Regions from separate parts of the Homo sapiens genome. Here regions 1, 3 and 4 are each linked to region 2. The links are chromatin loops, found by intact Hi-C in ENCODE. Cell type or tissue: HCT116. All regions are shown on one strand. Region 1 overlaps CPN1 (carboxypeptidase N subunit 1). Region 2 overlaps ABCC2 (ATP binding cassette subfamily C member 2). Region 3 has its middle 30 kb from the start of WNT8B. Region 4 has its middle 8.3 kb from the start of PKD2L1.

Evidence for each region. Hi-C counts contacts between places; a loop is a spot of excess contacts. Peaks named below come from ENCODE experiments on the same cell type or tissue, not always from the same donor. Only the 100,000 strongest peaks of a DNase experiment are listed, where the experiment ranks them.
Region 1: a loop joins it to region 2, with 10 times the contacts of the local background. A loop is called at or near these places in 102 of 110 quality-filtered maps.
Region 3: it touches region 2 in a loop (3-fold over the local background); 9 of 110 quality-filtered maps call a loop at or near these places.
Region 4: it touches region 2 in a loop (5-fold over the local background); 6 of 110 quality-filtered maps call a loop at or near these places.

Annotation. Positions count from the first base shown.
Region 1 is chr10:100,043,141-100,048,140 of GRCh38, forward strand. The region is part of intron 8 of CPN1 (carboxypeptidase N subunit 1); the gene reads right to left. Among named protein-coding and RNA genes, the nearest start is that of DNMBP, 36 kb to the left of the region's middle. RefSeq lists an enhancer at 1,216-2,042. In HCT116, CTCF peaks have their summits at 484 and 3,078 (motif pointing left); DNase peaks (open chromatin) are centred at 411, 707, 1,501 and 3,081; H3K4me3 peaks cover 796 bases; H3K27ac peaks cover 2,911 bases.
Region 2 is chr10:99,843,650-99,848,649 of GRCh38, forward strand. ABCC2 (ATP binding cassette subfamily C member 2) reads left to right here. Exons shown (of 32, transcript NM_000392.5): 27 at 150-251; 28 at 673-816; 29 at 1,975-2,133; 30 at 3,312-3,478. Among named protein-coding and RNA genes, the nearest start is that of ABCC2, 64 kb to the left of the region's middle. In HCT116, a CTCF peak has its summit at 2,348 (motif pointing right); a DNase peak (open chromatin) is centred at 2,302; H3K27ac peaks cover 1,139 bases.
Region 3 is chr10:100,430,859-100,435,858 of GRCh38, forward strand. No RefSeq gene overlaps it. Among named protein-coding and RNA genes, the nearest start is that of WNT8B, 30 kb to the right of the region's middle. In HCT116, a CTCF peak has its summit at 3,108 (motif pointing left); a DNase peak (open chromatin) is centred at 3,113.
Region 4 is chr10:100,336,065-100,341,064 of GRCh38, forward strand. No RefSeq gene overlaps it. Among named protein-coding and RNA genes, the nearest start is that of PKD2L1, 8.3 kb to the left of the region's middle. RefSeq lists an enhancer at 3,352-3,421. In HCT116, a CTCF peak has its summit at 2,571 (motif pointing right); a DNase peak (open chromatin) is centred at 2,587.

The DNA.
Region 1 (5,000 bases), 200 kb after region 2:
ATCCTTGCACTTTAGGAGGCTGAGGCGGGCAGATCACTTGAGATCAGGAGTTAGAGACCAGCCTGGCCAACATGGTGAAACCCCGTCTCTACTGAAAATACAAAAATTAGCTGGGCTGGTGGCACATGCCTATAGTTCCAGCTACTCGGGAGGCTGAGGCAGGAGAACTGCTTGAACTCAGCAGGCAGAGGTTACAGAGAGCCAAGATCACGCCACTGCACTCCAGCCTGGGTGACAGAGTGAGATTCCATCTCAAAAAGAAAAAAAAAAGTAAAGAAAAGAAAGAAAAATATATCTACACATCAAATATGATTTCACCAATACTGCCACTTAGGACAAGAGCCATGATTGACGGTGCTGTAACAATCTTCTTTATGCTGCCTGGGTGACTCACAGGTGCCATGCTCAGGCATGCCAGTAAGTGTCACCATGCTTCAGAACTAAACCTTCTGCCTACTTGTTTGACTTCAAAGATAGTAGAGATGATAAAGAGTGTTGGTATGGACTTGGGGATTTATTTTACTTTTCTTTTTTTTTTTAATTTTAGAGATGGGGTCTTGTTATGTTGTCCAGGCTGGACTCAAACTCCTGGGTTCAAGATCCCCCTGCCTCAGCCTCTCAGCCTCCTGAGTAGCTGGGATTACAGGCACATGCCACCACATCCTGCTTGGATTCTTAAACTGGAAATTTCCATGTGTGTTAATGCATCCTTTCAAGCACTACATTGCAACCTCTCTTCTGGCCACAGCACGCAGATGGAAAGATACTTTTCACTGACAAATGTGGGACATTCTGGGTGTGGAAGAGCCGTAGAACTATCCCAGGCTGAAGAGGAAGGAGAGGGAGTGGCACAGTGTCCTAACCACACTCCTCTGGGGCAGGCCTGGGCTTTCCCACCCTTGGAACAGCTTGAGCCCCTGAAGCCAGCTGGGAGTTAAAAAACATGTCACTGACTAAGAGGCCTCTCTGTAGGGTTATTTCCTGCCCCTTCCGCAAAAATTGATAGCCAGTTTTTCTGCTAGTTCCTCCAGGAGGGAAGGGGAGAATCAGAGCCAACTGTGCTGTATTATTTACCAATTCCTATTTAGTAACATAGGAATCTAGACAGAAAAAAATGAGAGAGAAGAGAGACAAGAAAATGAGGCAAGGACAGAGGAAAAGGAAAGGAGTGGTGACATGTGGAAGGCCTTGGGGAAAAGCAAAGAAAACACTGGGCCCCGGAAGATATTTTATTTCATTTTATTTTTATTTTGAGATAAGGTCTTACTCTGTCATCCAGGCTGGAGTGCAGTGGTGCAATCACGGTTCACTGCAGGCTCCATCTCCTGGGTTCAAGTGATCCTCCCACCTCAGCCTCCCAAGTAGCTGGCACTACATGTGCATGACACCATGCCCGGCTAATTTTTGAACTGTTTTGTAGAGATATGATTTCGCCATGTTGCCCAGGCTGGTCTCAAACCCCTGGGCTCAAGTGATCTGCCAGCCTCAGCCTTCCAAAGTGCTGAGATTACAGGTATGAGTCACCGCACCCAGCTGAGACATTTTAAAGCTGGAAACTCTGTAGTAAACAATCTTTTTTTTTTTTTTTGAGATGGAGTCTTGCTCTGTCACCCAGGCTGGAGTGCAGCGGCACAATCTCGGCTCACTGCAACCTCCGCCCCCTGGGTTCAAGCAATTCTCTTGCCTCAGCCTCCCAAGGAGCTGGGATTACAGGCATGAGCTACCACACTTGGCTAATTTTTGTATTTTGAGTAGAGACAGGGCTTCGCCATGTTGGCCAGGCTGGTCTCGAATTCCTGACCTCAAGTGATCCGCCTGCCTCAGCCTCCTGAAGTGCTGGGATTACAGGTGTGAACCACCACACCTGGGCAATATTTTTTTCCTTTTTTCTTTCCCAGACAGATGGATATCTGCTTTAGACTGGGAAGGGAGATAGACTCCTTTGTGATCAATAAATGGGTTTTTAGTTGTTACTGTGTCTGGAAATTGTATCCAAATGACAGACATCTTTTCTCCTCTGAGTATATTTGACATAATGATGGGTTATGTTAATTTATTTAAAGAATATGTGAAAAGGGGGGCAAAATCCTTTGAAATTGAGTGTGTTACTCAAGAGGACGTGCAGTTGTTTGAATTTGGCGTTGAACAGACTTGCTGGTAATGCAAAACTTATATATGTAGCTGCTTAACAGTCATTCAATTTTAGGATATAACAAGAAAAAAGGGAAAGAGGACCCCAGATCAGCTCATAGGCTGCAATGAAAGATTTACTCTCTGTTTCCTGCAACTGTAAGCAGAAGTAATTTACATTATTTAGGAGATGGGACTAGGGGAGGGGATGGAGGAAGAAACTATCTGGAAATTCTCAAAGGACTTAAAGCATAGTTCTTTCTCCTGATCCTTGTGTTACAATAAGGAGCTACAAACACAGGTTGTACACTTAGTATGAGTTCTGTAACACATTGGCTAAGAAGGGAGCCAGAGAGCCTGATATAGGTTCGAATCCTGACTCCCACCACTTGCTATGTGATATTACACAAGTTTCTTTTATCTTCTCTAAGCCACAAATGGGGATACTTGCATCTACCTCACAGGGTTGTTGTGAAGGTTAAATGAGATAATGCTGGAAAGCTCTCATATCATGTCATACATAGTACTTATTCAATAAATAGTAAAAGACAAGCTTGACTGGACTGCATTGTGTTAATAGGGAAAGGTGGTGGGAGGGTCTACTAAGGGTTGTGTACAGGAGTGAGGCGGCCCTAGGAAAGGCTGACTTTTAGGAAATGAGATCTGTAGATGTCTGTTAAATAGGACTGCCTCATTATTTTGTCCTCATTTGAGAAATCTGAGGATTAGTGTCTACGATCTCTGAGCTCTGTTAGCTCTGAGATCTTAATACAACCAAAACTGAAAAGATCCAGGCTGTAAAATCAAAGAAGTTCTTTGCTTCTCATCCTATCTATAAAAGAAAGCCCTGGAGAGTTTAATCTTGAAGAGTAGCTGGCTTTTTGCGGCATGAGTGGAAAGCAAGATCAGGGCCCAGGGAGCACCAGAAGGGATGGTAGAGCGCCCTCTGGTGGCAGTCCTTGCCAGTGGCACAGAAGAATGCAAGCCCGCTGCCTTCTCTGTAAAAACTGGTCTTAAAGAAACCATCAGATTTAGGCCGATCACAGTCTAGGCGGAGGGAGCACAGTGGCTCACGCCTGTAATCCCAGTGCTTTGGAAGGCCAAGGTGTGAGGATCTCTTGAACTCAGGAGTTCAAGGCTGCAGTGAGCCATGACTGTACCACTGCCCTCCAGCCTGGGCTACACAGAGAACCCGTCTCTACAAAAAATAACAAAAATTAGGCCAGGTGCAGTGGCTCACGCCTGTAATCTCAGCACTTTGGGAGGCCGAGGAGGGTGGATCACCTGAGGTCAGGAGTCCAAGACCAGCCTGGCCAACATGGTGAAAACCCGTCTCTACTAAAAATGCAAAAATTAGCTGGGCGTGGTGGCACATGCCTGTAGTCCCAGCTACTTGGGAGGTTGAGGCAGGAGAATCACTTGAACCCGGGAGGCGGAGGTTGCAGTGAGCCGAGAATGTGCCATTCACTCCAGCCAGGGCAACAGAGCAAGACTCTAGTCTCAAAAAATAAAAATAAAAATGGCCGGGTGCGGTGGCTCACGTCTGTAATCCTAGCACTTTGGGAGGCCGAGGTGGGCAGATCACCTGAGGTCAGGAGTTCAAGATCAGCCTGGCCAACATGGCAAACCCCTGTCTCTACTAAAAATACAAAAAATAGCTGAAGATGGTGGCACATGCCTGTAATCCCAGCTACTTGGGAGGCTGAGGCAGGAGAATTGCTTGAACCCAAAAGACAGTGGTTGGAGTGAGCCGAGATTGAGCCACTGCACTCCAGCCTGGGTGGCAGAGCGAGACTCTGTCGAAAAAAAAAAAAAATTAGCTGGACATGGCGGCATGTGCCTGTAGTCCCAGCTACTTGGAAAGATGAAGCAGAAGATCTCTTGAGTCTGAGGCTGCAGTGAGCCATAATCACGCCAGTGCACAGCCTGAGGGACAGAGACACTCCCTGTCTCTATGAAAGAAGAAGAGGAGGAAGAGGAGGAGGACAAGGAAGAGGAGGAGATATCTGACCTATCTTGTTTGACTGTAGGTCAAGGAGAAGGAGGAGGAGAAGAAAGAGAGGAGGAGGAGGACATATCTGACCTCCCTTGTTTGACTGTAGGTCATAAGACCCTACCTTGTTTGACTATAGGTCATGAGTCCCTCTTTCCAGAGAGGGTACTGACCCACACACAGAAGGAAGAAATTCATGGTCAGAGAGCCCAGAAGAATCTGGAAAGATAGGCCTTGCTAGATTTCTTCACTCAGTGCATAGCATTAGCTGATACTTTTTTTGTCCAGTTGCATTTATTACCTAGCTGTACCTACTTTGTTGAACCTACACATAAAAGTGGACAATTTCCCCGGTATCTTTGGGCCTTCATTCTGAAGGCTCCTGTGTATACACGTTAAATAAATTGGTATGCTCACACAAAACAAAAAAAGAAAAAACAGGCCGGGCATGGTGGCTCATGCCTGTAATCCCAGCACTTTGGGAGGCCGAGGTGGGCAGATCACCTGAGGTCAGAAGTTCGAGACCAGCCTGACCAACATGGAAAAACCCCATTTCTACTAAAAAAAACCCACCAAAAATTAGCCAGGTATGGTGGCACATGCCTGTAATCCCAGCTACTCAAGAGGCTGAGGCAGGAGAATCACTTAAACCTGGGAGGCGGGTGTTGCGGTGAGCCGAGATCATGCCATTGCACTCCAGCCTGGGCAACAAGAGCGAAACCCCCTCTCAAAATAACAATAATAATTATAATAATAAAATAAAATAAAAATAAATTGGTATGGCTTTTCTCCAATTAATCTGCCTTTTGAGAGTTGATTTGGCCCCTGCATACTAAAGGCTTTATGTGCATGTTCTCATTTCAGCCTCTGGTGAAGG
Region 2 (5,000 bases):
GGATTGTCTTTCTTACACTTTTCCTTACTCCCTTGTAGAGTCCAGCACAGTGCTGGGTACAAAGTCGGCACTGGATTGTCCTTGTGGTTTGAGTGGTTGAGTTGGTTTCTGTGCCTATGATGATTTTCAGTCTTCTGGTTTTTCTGTAGATCACACAAACCCTGAACTGGCTGGTGAGGATGACATCAGAAATAGAGACCAACATTGTGGCTGTTGAGCGAATAACTGAGTACACAAAAGTGGAAAATGAGGTAAGGAGGAACTGGAAAAATCCAGGAACAAGGCAAAAACAACATGCAACTCCTTCGAGAGTGCATCTTTAGAATTTCTCCATATTTTACATGGGCCCATAATGGGTCCCTAAAGTTTCCTTTCCTCTAACTCAAAGGACCTAATTTCTTCAAACTTAGAATAGGAAATGGTTTAGGGGATGTCGGGTCTTGCAACATACCGAGGAGATCTACAGCACAAGCTCATGGTGTATTTTTCTTTAACTGAATAAGGTAGGAACTTTCCAAAAGTGCAAGTCTAGTTCAGCCTATTAAATGCAGAGGCCATTAGGTAGCTGGGACACTGCTACCCTTCTCCTGTTCTATGACACGAGTCCTGGGTGGACTGTTCGGCTGAGTTGCCACCTTATAAAACTTACTTCTCATCTTGTCTCCTTGCCAGGCACCCTGGGTGACTGATAAGAGGCCTCCGCCAGATTGGCCCAGCAAAGGCAAGATCCAGTTTAACAACTACCAAGTGCGGTACCGACCTGAGCTGGATCTGGTCCTCAGAGGGATCACTTGTGACATCGGTAGCATGGAGAAGGTAGGTGGAGTGAAGGAAGGCCTGGATGGGAGGCCTTGTGATCAAACAACAATTGGACAGAGTGGAGAGCAGCTGGGCCCTAAGCCTTCATCATTTGGATGGAGGGAAAGGGTCAGGGCACTTCCTCTGCCCTGGGGAGGTGTGGGGACACAGTATCAGAGGGAAGGATAGCAGCCAGGGATCACACAGACTTACCGCAGCTGTCGGGGCCTTCTGCTCAGCTCCTCCCTGCCTCCTAGCCAGCTGACCAGGGCCCCTTTCCTATAAGGTCCACAGTATGCAGAGAGGAAGTCAGGAAGGAAACAAGGGGGCGGCCAGGCCTGGTGAAGGAACTGTTGAGAATAGCAGTGTGGAGGTTGTCCCTGAAGGAAGAATGGCCCAGTTCTCCTCCCAGTCTTCAAAGTCAGGCACCCTCCTTAGGTGCTGTTGTTCTCCGAGGACTTGGGGTCTGATGAGCAAGGACGCTGAGGTCCAGATCAGAGTCTGGCTCTCAGCTGGTGGCAGACCTAATCTTTCCCTTCTTCACTTCTAAACAAGCATTTTTCTTTTTTCTTTATTTTTATTTATTTATTTATTTATTTTCAGATGGAGTCTCACTCTATCACCCAGGCTGGAGTGCAGTGGCACAATCTTGGCTCACTGCAACCTCTGCTTCCTGGGTTCAAGTGATTTTTCTGACTCAGACTCCCAAGTAGCTGGGACTACAGGTGCACGCCACCATGTCTGGCTAATTTTTTTTGTATTTTTAGTAGAGACGGGGTTTTGCCATATTGACCAGGCTGGTCTTGAACTCCTGAACTCAGGTGATCTGCCTGCCTTGGCCTCCCGAAGTGCTGGGATTATAGGCATGAGCCACCACGCCTGGCCTAAACAAGGATTTTGTTTTTATCTATAATTTCCAATAATAATTATAACAACAGCTGCCAAGAGAGTCCATTTCAAACAGTGACTATAGTTCTCAGCAAACAATGATTTTTGGCATCTTTTTCTGACATCTGGGTACTTTTTTCCTCACCAAAACCAAAATCAGTTTAATATCTTAGAGATGGAGTAGCCAGTCACTGCCTCTTACCTCCTGTGACTGTGAATGCCCAGGCTAAATAACTTTTCCCCAAGAATTATTTGTGGAACTAATGTGTAAGGGAACTATATTCGCAGATTGGTGTGGTGGGCAGGACAGGAGCTGGAAAGTCATCCCTCACAAACTGCCTCTTCAGAATCTTAGAGGCTGCCGGTGGTCAGATTATCATTGATGGAGTAGATATTGCTTCCATTGGGCTCCACGACCTCCGAGAGAAGCTGACCATCATCCCCCAGGTGAGCTCTAGAACTTACTCGGGCACATGCCGTGGGGAGCAGCTTGTTTTACAGGAAACATATGCAGCTTCTTCTTGATGTCTGTTCAGTCAGCACTGTCAATTCCACGGTCTACTCGGGATACTTGAGCTAGTTCCCTAGGATGGACACGTCATTTCCAGAACTTTGAAATGTTTGGTAATATGCATTTGTGGCTGCCTGTATCTGACCACTAGGTGGCAGCAACACAACAGAAGTCAAGTACAGCAGACGATTCTTTAGCGTTGCTATAGCCCATCACGGTTTGCAAGACTTTTGCAATCAGCATTAGCAGTTTTGCCGCTGAAGCTTGAAGCCATTAAGCTTTATACTCCCCATTTGCTATGGTTAAAAGATAGAGGAGGGAATTTGCTGCAGGTTTCTGCCAGCAAGCGGAACGCTTCGTGCATCAGCAAGAAAGATTTCCCTTCGGCTTCCTCTCTGGATCCTGCCAGATAAGGACTGCCGCGAGGCCTCTCCGTTCCCCGCAGCGGCTCCTCAGGAGAACCTTTCCTCCTCCGCCCACTGCAGCCCAGTTCCTCTGGGGGTAGTTTTGGTCTGTCTGGTGTTTGCTCAGTTCGATAGTCTTTTCTCCAGCCTCTTCAAAAGCGTGACACCTTCTTCTCATGCAGCTGTACTATTCTTTCCTCTACCCTCCTCTGATCCCTCTACCTTGAAATCACGATTATGGGTTTGGGAGGCCGAGGCAGGTGAATCACTGGAGCCCAGGAGTTCAAGATCAGCCTAGGCAACATGGCAAGAACCCATCTCTACAAAAAATTTAAAAAATCAGCCAGGCATCGTGGTGCGTGCCTCTGGTCCCAGCTACTCGGGAGGCTGAGGTGGAAGCATCACTTGAGCTAAGGATGTCAAGGCTGCAGTGAGCGGTGTTTGTGCCACTGCACTCCAGTCTGGGCAACAGAGTGAAAGCCTCAAAAACAAAAAATAAACCGAGGACTTCTAACCCTGTGCCTAGCCCCTGGCTGGTAGCCACTCCGAGCCTTAGGAGGGAAAACCTTGCGGAAGCTCAACCACAAACCAGCTTCCTGCCTCAGGAATCCATCTCAGGCCAGTCCTATCCACCATCTCCCAGTCCTGAGGAACTCCGAGGTCCTTTTCTGGCATGAGCCCCAACAGCCCCCTTGTCCTTTCACTTGCAGGACCCCATCCTGTTCTCTGGAAGCCTGAGGATGAATCTCGACCCTTTCAACAACTACTCAGATGAGGAGATTTGGAAGGCCTTGGAGCTGGCTCACCTCAAGTCTTTTGTGGCCAGCCTGCAACTTGGGTTATCCCACGAAGTGACAGAGGCTGGTGGCAACCTGAGGTAATGTTCCATAGCCTGCTACCCCTGCAGGCAATGAGAGGATGTGAGGGGGCCACTCCTCGTGTTCCTCGTGTTAGGTGATGCCTGGCATAGAATTTTCATCCAGGTCTGATTCCTAAAGTGTAAAATGAACCTGTTGTAAAGTTCACAAGATAAAATAGATGTGAAAGTGCTTTAAAACTCTTGAAAACTGGTCGAGCACAGTGGCTCACGCCTGTGATCCCAGCACTCTGGGAGGCTGAGGCAGGTAGATCACCTGAGGTCAGGAGTTCGTGACCAGCCTGGTCAACATGGTGAAACCCTGTCTCTACTAAAAATACAAAAAGTAGCCTAGCATGGTTGTGGGCACCTGTAGTCCCAAGCTACTCAGGAGGCTGAGGCAGGAGAATCGCTTAAACCCAGGAGGTGGAGGTTGCAGTGAGCCGAGATTGCACCACTGCACTCCAGCCTGGGCAACAGAGCAAGACTCCGTCTAAAAAAAAAAAATCAACTCTTGAAAACCTTTGTTATTGGCCGGGTGCAGTGGCTCACGCCTGTAATCCCAGCACTTTGGGAGGCTGAGGCCGGTGGATCACGAGGTCAGGAGTTCAAGACCAGCCTGGCCAAGATGGTGAAACCCCGTCTCACTAAAAATACAAAAAATTAACTGGGTGTGGTGGCAGGCGCCTGTAATCTCAGCTACTCAGGAGGCTGAGGCAGAGAATTGCTTGAACCCGGGAGGCGGAGGTTGTAGTGAGCTGAGATCACACCACTGCACTCCAGCCTGGGAGACAGAGCAAGACTCCATCTCAAAACAAACAAACAAACAAACAAAAAACCTTTGTTATTAAGTGTACTCCTCATATGACATTACACAATGTGAGCTTACACATCCCACAGAAAGCAGAGGCTCCCAGCTGTGCACAATCAGGATGAAAATAGTCTGGCTGCCTGGTCCAATCCTAGAGTCTGATTTAATTGTTTGAGGCTAGACTGGACATAGGGAGTTTTAAAGGATCCCCACGAGGCTGTTAAGGGCATCGCAGTTAAAGAACCACTGATCTAAAGAGCATGCGGATGACAGGGAACGTGACATCTGTAAAATCCGTAGGCACTGTTGAAACACCTGAAATCAACAAAAGACTCTCTTGGCTTTCACAGTTATTTTTAACCTTTCCAAAACATTTTTATATAATTGACAGTTCACTTCTGGCCTTCAGTGTATGTTTGCCTGTCCATTAATAAGTTGATCTGGCATTTTTCCTGTAACATTTTTGTTTTTCCTTCCACACACTGAAGTTCTGCCCTCAGCCAAAGCCCACTGCTCATGGACAGGTCTTGCTCCTGCCCCAGGGGCCTCAGTGGTGGTAGGCAGGGAATAGGCCGTTGGCAAGTTGAAGCTCAGGAAGGAAGGGAGGGCTCAGTAACTGATTCAGGGGCCAGCCACTCTGGCTTCACCTGGGAGCTTGTTACATGTGCAGAATCTCAGGGCGTAGACCTACTCATCAGAATCCGCACTTTAGCAAGATTCCCAGGTGATTTG
Region 3 (5,000 bases), 590 kb after region 2:
CTTGAGTGAGCTAAGATTGTGACTTTTGTTTTAAAACACTCTAGATGTATTCTATCGAATATATGTGCAATTAAAAAGCAAATTAAAAATAAGAAATAGCCAGGCATGGTGGCTCACATCTGTAATCCCAGTACTTTGGGAGGCTGAGGTAGGGGAATAGCTTGAGTCCAGGAGTTTGAGATCAGCCTGGGCAACATAGTGAGACATTATCTCTACAAAAAATAAACAAAATTAGTAGGGCGTAGTTGTGAGTGTCTGTAGTCCCAGCTACTCGGGAGGCTGAGATGGAAGGATCACTTGAGCCCAAGACATGGGGGCTGCAGTGAGCAGAGACTGCACCATTGCACTCCAGCCTGGGTGACAGAATGAGACTGTGTCTCAAAAAATAAAATAAAGTAAAATAAAATTAATAAATAATAGCAGGAAGTCCTCTTCTATTCATTGTACCTGAGAATCTAAAGCTAAAGAACAATTCCTTGAGATTTTAGTGGATACATAAACTGGTTCAACTCTACAGAGCAATAAAAGAAGATTTAAAAGAGTTTGGTTATGCAATATTTGATTGTCACATTCAGGGAGAGTTTTAAGCTTGGCCTATATACTAAATCTGTGTACTCATTCATTCTTTTGAACTTATTCCAAAATTACAACTTTCTTTCACAGAGTACCTCACATTCCACTCATTTTCCTTAAATTGGTAAGGAAATCGTATTTTATTTTATGTATTTATTTATATTTTATTTTATTTTATTTTTTTGAGATGGAGTCTCACCCTGTCGCCCATGCTGGAGTGCAGTGGCGTAATCTCGGCTCACTGACCTCTGCCTCCTGGGTTCAAGTAATTCTCCTGCCTCAGCCTCCCGAGTAGCTGGGACTATAGGTGCCCGCCACCACGCCCAGCTGATTTTGTATTTTTAGTAGAGACGGGGTTTCACCATATTGGCCAGGCTGGTCTTGAACTTCCGACCTTGTGATCCGCACCCGCCCCCCCCCCCCCCACCCGGCCTCCCAAAGTGCTGGGATTACAGGAGTGAGCCACCATGCCCGGCCTGTGTATTTATTTTTGAGACATAGTCTGGCTCTGTCGCCCAGGTTGGAGTGCAGTGGCGCAATCTCAGCTCACCTCCTGGGCTCAAATGAATCTCCTGCCTCAGCCTCCTGAGTAGCTGGGACTACAGATGTGAGCCACCACACCCGGATAATTTTTTTTATTTTTTATTTTTAGTAGAGACGGGGTTTCACCATGTTGACCAGGCTGGTCTTGAACTCCTGACCTCAGGTGATCCACCTACCTCAGTCTCCCAAGGGGGAAATCTTATTTCTTTGACCATGAACATCTCCTCAGAAATTATCATTGCCCACAATAGCATTTCCATTTTGTGAAAAAGCTAGAACCCTAATATCCTCCTTTCATGTCACTCTCTTTTGTCTTTTATCAGTTACTTCCTTTCATTGGTCATTTAAGTCAATCTTTTAGAAACGTTATGTTTTATTCCTTTCTCTCTCCTGGTTCTCCTTTACTTCTCACTCTTTTGTTTATTAATTATTATTTTAAAGAGACAGGGGTCTCCCTATGTTGCCCAGGCTGGTCTGAACTCCTAGACTCAAGCAGTCCTCCTGCCTTGGCTTCCCAAAGTGCTGGGATTATAGGTGTGAGCCACCGCACCCAGCCCGCTTCTCAGTCTTTTAAAACACCTTTCCTCATTATTCAAACTAACAACCTAAACATTTGTATTGAGGACATAACACACACCCAACAATGTGTGTGGTGAGTGTTCAAGGGATAGGTGTGATCTGGGCTTAGAGCTTGCAGTCAAAGAGCTCACAGTCTAGTTAGGGAGATAGCAAACATATCAGAAAAAACAAGACAACAAGAAAAACATTAACAGTAAACCACAGGGCTCTGGCTGCCAGTGTAACTCAGGAGTTCAGAAAACCAAGCAGCTAGAAGAGTCAAAGTAGAGAAATAGGCCAGGCGCAGTGGCTCACGCCTGTAATCCCAACACTTTGGGAGGCTGAAGGGGGTGGATTATCTGAGGCCAGGAGTTCAAGACCAGCCTGGCCAACATGGTGAAACCCCCGTCTCTACTAAAAAATACAAAAATTAGCCGAGTGTGGTGGCAGGCACCTGTAATCTCAGCTACTTGGGGGGCTGAGACAGGAGAATCACTTGAACTTGAACCCGGGAGTCGGGGTTGCCGTGAGCCAAGATCGCATCATTGAACTCCAGCCTGGGTGACAAGAGTGAAATTCTGTCTCAAAAAAAAAAAAGAAAAGAAAAGAAAGCCACACAATCATCTGCCAGGAAATCTTACACAAATCTACCAAGGTGTACATTCTTGTTTCATCTGGAGCCTGAGGGCAGCTATTAATATGAAGGGAAAGCAACCAGGCAACCAGATAGATTGGTAAATTTGTGTAAATATATCTTTTTTTTTCTAGCCATATTAATTTGGCTGGATCATCAAACATGCCATTGAAAAAGATGTGTCTAGTTACAAATATCAGAAGAGCCTGTGTGTGAATGCTTGTGTGTGTGTGTGAGAGAGAGAGAGACAGAGAGAGAGACTTCACCAGGTGGGAACAAATCCAAAGGTGCATACTCAGAACACTACTACAGCGATCCAACCCTGCTCCACCAACATAAACCGATGTGTCATTGGGTATAAATATCCTTATTAAAGAGATCAGATCTATTGATTAATGCCAGACTCATGGGTACCATATAAAACAGAACACTTTCCAAGAGATATCTGACAGTGCCTTGTACCCCAGATAGACGTGTGTTTATCAAGTCACACAGTGACTTGGAGACCGCCATAGTTTTACCCTGACCAAGACTGTCATAGAGCTTGGCTTCTAACCTCAGCAGAAGGCTTGCTCATGTCCATGCACTTAGTCGGTTTATTCTAGTTTCACGAAGTGGAGGTTTTTGATTTCTAATCTGGCACAGATGCTCCATCCCGTGCCTTCTCCAGGGATGTTTTCTGAGATCACCCAGGTTTTACCAGGTTTTATGGGGCGAGAACCTGTCCTCACTTAAAAAGTAAGGAAGTTATGCCCCCTGCAGGACAAATCGGTAACTGCAGGCTCGGTGATCTGCGAGGACAGTGTTCTGTGCCTTTTGGAGCACTATATTGTTTCTCTCCACAATGTGGCGCTGCTGTTCTAAGTGTCATTTTAGGGCCAGTTTAGGGTAGGAAAGAGGGTGACAGCAAGAATTAGAAGGTGTAGGGGAGGGCGCCAGGGAAGTAGGGAAAGGAGATGTTAGGAAGAAAGCTGGTGGGCTACTTCTGCCAGATAGGGCTTCCCTAGCACCCCAAATCTGATCCATTGCAATTAGGAAAGTTATCTCCTAGTCCAAGGAATTTATCCAGTAGTTCCCAAATCTGGCTGACTGGCAGAATCACCAGGAGAACATTTTTAAAGATACAGATTCCCAGATTTTATCCCAAGAAACTCTGATTCATAAATTTTGAGAGGAGCGCAGTCATCTGTCTTTTTAAAAAGCTTTTTCAGAAGATCATCAGTGTGTTGTTTATCTAAGATTTAGAAGCGAAAAAATATTTTAAGGGGAAACCAGTCCTAGTCCTCTCAGGACTCTGTGAATACAACTTCTTTTTTTTTTTTTTTTTTTTTTTTGAGACAGAGTCTCATTCTGTCGCCCAGGCTGGAGTGCAGTGGCTCCATTTCTGGTCACCGCAAACTCTGCCTCCTGGGTTCAAGCGATTCTCCTGCTTCAGCCTCCTGAGTAGCTGGGATTACAGGCGCCCACCACGATGCCCAGCTAATTTTTTTGTATTTTTAGTAGAGACGGGTTTCATCATGTTGGCCAGGCTGGTCTCGAACTCCTGACCTCAAGTGATCCACCCACCTTGGCCTCCCAAAGTGCTGGGATTACAGGCATGAGCCACTGTGCCCAGCCAGCCAGAATTTTCTTAAAGCAAAGCAGCCTAGAGTTCATTGAGGAGGTCTTCGCTTAGTGGTCCTGAGTGCCATGACCTTTCCATCTATAGACAAATACCATCAATTATTTTGTGATGGCTCTTTACACTATTTAGATGTTTATTTTCCAGCCAGGCATGGTGGCTCATGCTTGTAATCCCAGAACATTGGGAGGCCAAGGTGGGAAGATCACTTGAGGCCAGGAGTTTAAGACCAATCTGACCAACATAGTGAGACTCCATCTCTAAGATTTTTTTAAAAAAATTAATAAATAAATGTTTTATTTATTTATTTATTTATTTATTTATTTATTTATTTATTTATTTTGAGATGGAGTTTTGCTCCTGCTGTGCAGGCTGGAGCGCAATGGCATGATCTCGGATCACCGCAACCTCCGCCTCCCGAGTTTAAGCAATTATCCTGCCTCAGCCTCCCGAGTAGCGGGGATTACAGGCATGCACCACCACGCCCCCTTAATTTTGTAGTTTTTAGTAGAGACAGGGTTTCTCCATGTTGGTCAGGCTGATCTCGAACTCCCAACCTCAGGTGATCTGCCTGGCTCTGCCCCACAAAGTGCTGGGATTATAGGCGTTGAGCCACCGCGCCCAGCCATAAATGTTTATTTTCAAAGCAACTAGAACCAGTTTGTTTCCTTCCTGAGATAATTATCCACTTGGTAATTGTAATAAATAATAACACTATCAGACTATATTAGTCCTTAAAGATGGTGCCCAATATATTGTTGTATGTTGGAAAATATATACATGGAAAAAGAAAATTGCAAGAAAATGCAGACAGCAAAGTGATAGAAAAGTACATAAACAGCAAAAGAATAGAAAAGTATTTGGAAGGAAATATACTCAACTCTTTTTTTTTTTTTTTTTTTTTTTTTTTGAGACGGAGTCTCACTCTGTCACCAGGCTGGAGTACAGTGGCACCATCTTGGCTCACTGCAACCTTCACCTCCCGAGTTCAAGCGATTGTCTTGCCTCAGCCTCCCAAGTAGCTGGGACTACATGTGCGCACCACCATGCCTGGCTAATTTTTGTATTTTT
Region 4 (5,000 bases), 490 kb after region 2:
CGGGGTTTCACCCTGTTAGCCAGGATGGTCTTGATCTCCTGACCTTGTGATCCGCCGGCCTCGGCCTCCCAGAGTCCTGGGATTACAGGCGTGAGCCACCACGCTCAGCTTCATCAGGAAGCTTTTTAACCCACTTGGCGAATTGGTCCCATGGCTTCACTGGGATGTGGTTTTTGGTAATATGCCGTCCAAGTGTAGACACTGGGGTGAAGATTACCCCATTTCTGCCACCAGTGAGCTCCCTTTTCACAGTATGCCCATCCCAACAAGCTTCTTCAGTGACCCCCAGATCTACTGCACTCCAATGAAGAGCCAGAAATAGCAAAGTCTATGGGAAGGAAACTTGTGGCCCATGACCTTGTAAGTTCTCCTGAAGGAACCCCTGGGGAAAGTTGCCTTCCATATTCCAGACAAAAGAATCTTGGTTGGCCGGGCGCGGTGGCTCACGCCTGTAATCCCAGCACTTTGGGAGGCCGAAGCAGGCAGATCACAAGGTCAGGAGATCGAGACCATCCTGGCTAACATGGTGAAACCCTGCCTCTACTAAAAATGCAAAAAATTAGCCGGGCATGGTGGCAGGCGCCTGTAGTCCCAGCAACTCAGAAGGCTGAGGCAGGAGAATGGCGTGAACCCGGGAGGCGGAGCTTGCAGTGAGCCAAGATTGTGCCACTCACTCCAGCCTGGGTGACAGAGCGAGACTCCGTCTCAAAAAAAAAAAAAAAAAAAAAAGAATCTTGGGGTAATTCACATTCCAAGTTCTACAGGGAGAGGCAAGCTTCAAACCACCTTCTGTATACTACATACTGATTCTTAACCGTTTCCACCTCAGTAAGTGTAAACCATAGGACACAGTCCATAAATAACCATGGCTCACTATGACAATGATTCTTAATGGAAGACATTGGGAATCACGTACCTATAAGAAAGCATCCTGGGCATGAGACCTTAAGCTTCATCAATATCCCGCTAGTCATCTGTGTGGGAAAAATAGTAAAATTTGTTTTTTGTTTGTTTTTTGAGACAGAGTCCCACTCTGTTGCCCAGGCTGGAGTGTAGAGGTGCAATTGCAGCTCACTGCAACCTCAACATCCCAGGCTTAAGCAATCCTCCTGTCTCAGCCTCCCAGATAGCTACGACTACAGGGCATACCACCACACCTGGCTAATTTTTGTATTTTTTGTAGCGACATGTTGCCCAGGCTGGTCTCAAACTCCTGGCCTCAAGTGATCCTCCCGCCTCAGTCTCCCAAAGTGCTTGGATTACAGGCATGAGCCACCGCACCTGGCCCCATGTCTTTAAAGAGATCCTTTTTGGGCCCAGGCGCGGTGGCTCACACCTGTAATCCCAGCACTTTGGGAGCCCGAGGTGGGCCGGATCACCTTTGGGAGTTCGAGACCAGCCTGACCAACATGGAGTAATCCCGTCTCTACTAAAAATACAAAATCAGCCAGGTGTGGTGGCGCACGCCTGTAATCCCAGCTAGTCAGGAGGCTGAGGCAGAAGAATAGCTTGAACCCAGGAGGCGGAGGTTGTGGTGAGCTGAGATTGTGCCATTGTACTCCAGCCTGGGCAACAAGAGTAAAACTCCATCTCAAAAAAATAAAAAAGTTCAAGGAGGGTTCTGATCAATGAAAAGCTTTTGGATGTTTAGACTAGAAGATCTCAGGTGACCTTGGAAAGTAAGAAGGCTTTTGATGCCTACAGATTTGGGGGAATGAAGGTGTACAGCTTCAAGGGTAAGTGGTGAGGCAATGAAAAAAGTGGCTCAAAAAAAAAAAAAAGGAATTACAAAAAAAAAAAAGAAAAAAAAACTGGCTCCATTTAACAACACTAGTAATTTATTAAAGATCTGTTGAGTACCTACTGTGTGACCTTCTTTCATATCGGTTTGGGGATATCCTAAGAAACGGAAACAACCATCCTCATCTTCACGTACTAAAAGCCTCACCCACTTCTTCTTATGGTGCTGATTTTAAAACAGCTTTATTGAGATAGAGTCACGTGCCATAAAATTCACCCACTTAAAACAGACAATTCAATGGTTGTAGTACATTCACAGATGTGTGTGACTATGGTGCTTTTTTTTTTTTTAGACAGAGTTTTGCTCTTTTGCCCAGGCTGGGGTGAAGTGGCACAATCTCGGCCCACTGCAACCTCCGCCTCCCGGGTTCAAGCGATTCTCCTGCCTCAGCCTCCCGAGTAGCTGGGATTATAGGCGCTCGCCACCATGCCTGGCTAATTTTTGTATTTTTAGTAGAGACGAGGTTTCGCCATGTTGGCCAGGCTTGTCTCGAACTCCTGACCTCAGGTGATCCACCCACCTCGGCCTCCCAAAGTGCTAGGATTACAGGGGTGGGCCACAGTGCTCAGCCGACTATGGTTTTAATTTTAAAGGAGGAAAGTTTGGGAATTAAGTTTGGAAGTCAGGATTTTTGTAATTTATGCTGTAAATGAGAGAGGGAGAGAACCCCAACCAGCAGAACAAATTCTTCACTCCTACCTTCACCAGCGGAATCAAAGGACCCAGTGGGAGGCCACAAAGGTGCTTTACCTACCAGGGCCACTGGGTGGCAGCAGGACCCTGGCCCCATATATGTCAATATGGAGAGCCTGCTCTTTTCTGGATGTAGAAGAGCAGATAATCCAGTTTGGAGGGGCTGAGCCTTCAGAGGGGCCTCAATCTAGAGACCACTTTTCTCCACAGCTTCTTCCTATACCTTACCTTTTTTTTTTTTCCCTCTGGATAACTCTGCAGGTTCAGATCTGGGCCGGCTAACAGGTCCTAAACCCATAGGGCTTTATCATTCTAGAGGTCTAGTAATGGCCCCTATTAAACTGGCTCCTCTGAGAAGCAGACACTAAGGCTGGGCAACTATGTGTGGTTTTTCATGGGGGAAACATCTATGAGAGAAAACAGGGAGCTGAGTGAGGCTGACAGCGCTGTCAGAGAGTGAGGAAAGTCCTGCCTGAGTGAAGGAGATAGGGTAGGAAGATTGGGAGGGCAGCTGTGGCATAGTCAAAGAGAGGTTCAGTGAAACCTTCTGGGAGCCACAACAGGCCATCGGGAGTTCTGTGTCCCCCAAGAATGGGCTTGCCTTCACATCCCTGCCACACTTAGCTACTGGTGAGGCTGCTCTAGGTGGGAGCAGGCCTGGGGCAGTATGACCCAGGTGAACATCTTGGTCAGCCGCCCTACCTGTAGTCTGCGGTCTCTGAGGCCCATTCGCACTGCCTCCATGCCTTCCTTTGGAGAAATGACAGCCTCAGCCCTCCGGGGTTTCTATCAAGTGCCACATCTGCTCTCCACCTCTCAGGGAGACAACTGAACCTTCATCTCTCACCTCATGTGCTGATTTCACTTCCCAATTTCATTTCCTTCTCCCCATGACCCCACCCTCCATCATGGCTCCTCCCATGCCCTGGATGAGACTCTGTGCCTGCTCCTGGAAGCGTTCAGGCACACTCACCCTCCCAAGCAAGCCCTACATTTCCATTCCTCTGCCTTTGGCTGCTTCTTGCTTAGAAGCCCTAAAACATGAAGGAGGTAATGGTATTACCTGAATGGTGGCTTCAGCCCGGATCCCAGGTGTCAGCCTGCCCTGGCTGGAAGCTAGCTGGCCAGCACCAGGCCCCATCCCTTTCCTGGGGTCCCTGTTTCTCAAGTGACCATCTATCCTCTGGTGCCAGAGTTGGTGGTGAGGTCCCAGACTCAGCTGAGCCTCATAGACCTCCCTGAACTATGCGATAGGCAGCCATAGCTTTGCCAGGTGGCTCAGAGAGCCAAGCAGCTCTTGGGGATCAGAAAAAAGACATTGACACTTGGCTGGGGAAAGCAGAGGTTTGGTAAAGTGAATGTTAGAGGGAAAGAATGATGGGTTCTTGGCGTGTTCTTGGGAACAACAGGGTCCACAGCCCCCTTTGGGGTTCTCAGTGCTGTTGAGGCTGCAGGAACTGAGGTAGGGCTGAGGGGCCTGCAGTGCCTGGGGCTCCAGGCTTCGCTCCTCCATCTCCCTGGCTGGTCCTCAACTGCAGGCTTAGGAAGGATGGGATAAAGGTAGTTGGCTTTCTGGGCTGCTGCCTGAAAGGAGGACATGGGGACACCAAATATTCTGCAAGAACGTATCTGGGCCAGATGACATTGCAAATCCAGAGTCCCTTAGGACATGAGAAGGGAATAACTCTGGCCTTTAAAAGGGAATCCAGCCAACCCCGGGTGTGGGAGGAGCAGAATAACAGCATGGAAATTCACCTTGATTACATTAATTTACACCTTAGATGCTGAAGGTAAAGCTGAGGGCTAGCATGGGATTTTCCCTTTCTCTCTTGGGTAGGGAGAGATGGGGAAGAAAGGTGGAGTTGGGGGCTGGAGTAGAAAGATCAAGCTTTTAGCCGACCTGGGGAGCCTTCCAGAATGTAACTTGCCCAGAGGCCAGGCCTCCTAGGTACTAGGGTTTATGCAGCAGGGAATGTGATCACGGGGGAAGTGGTGAGTGGTGGCAGGGCAGGGGAGAAGCAGCGCCCAGCAAGTGTCCTTCTGACTTTCTGCTCAGCATGTTTGTTCTGTGGCTGGAAAGAATGAGTTACTAGACAAAACATATGAAGTACCTAGTACGCACCTAGCAGATGTTAGGTACAGACAAATCCCCATCACATCCCCCACCTCAGTGCTCCCAGGCTGGTACAACTTTTCTGAGCCTTGCAAAATACAGGTAAATATGTGGGTAAATATTAGTAGATTATCAAAGCACCTAGCACAGTGCACATAAATAGATGCTTAAATAAATAAAAATAAATTTTAAAAAAACACTAAATGACTCTGTCACCAGCCCATTCTCTTCCCCTACCCGATTCTAGGGGCACCTCTTAGGAAGGGCGCCCCTCTCTCTTCCCTGAACTCCGACCCTGTTTAATATAGTATGTTTACACTCTGCCTTCATCAGATGCTAGCCTGCCCAGTTTGCTATTGTGCTTTGTCCTGTTTCTCTTAGAAATCTGTGAGC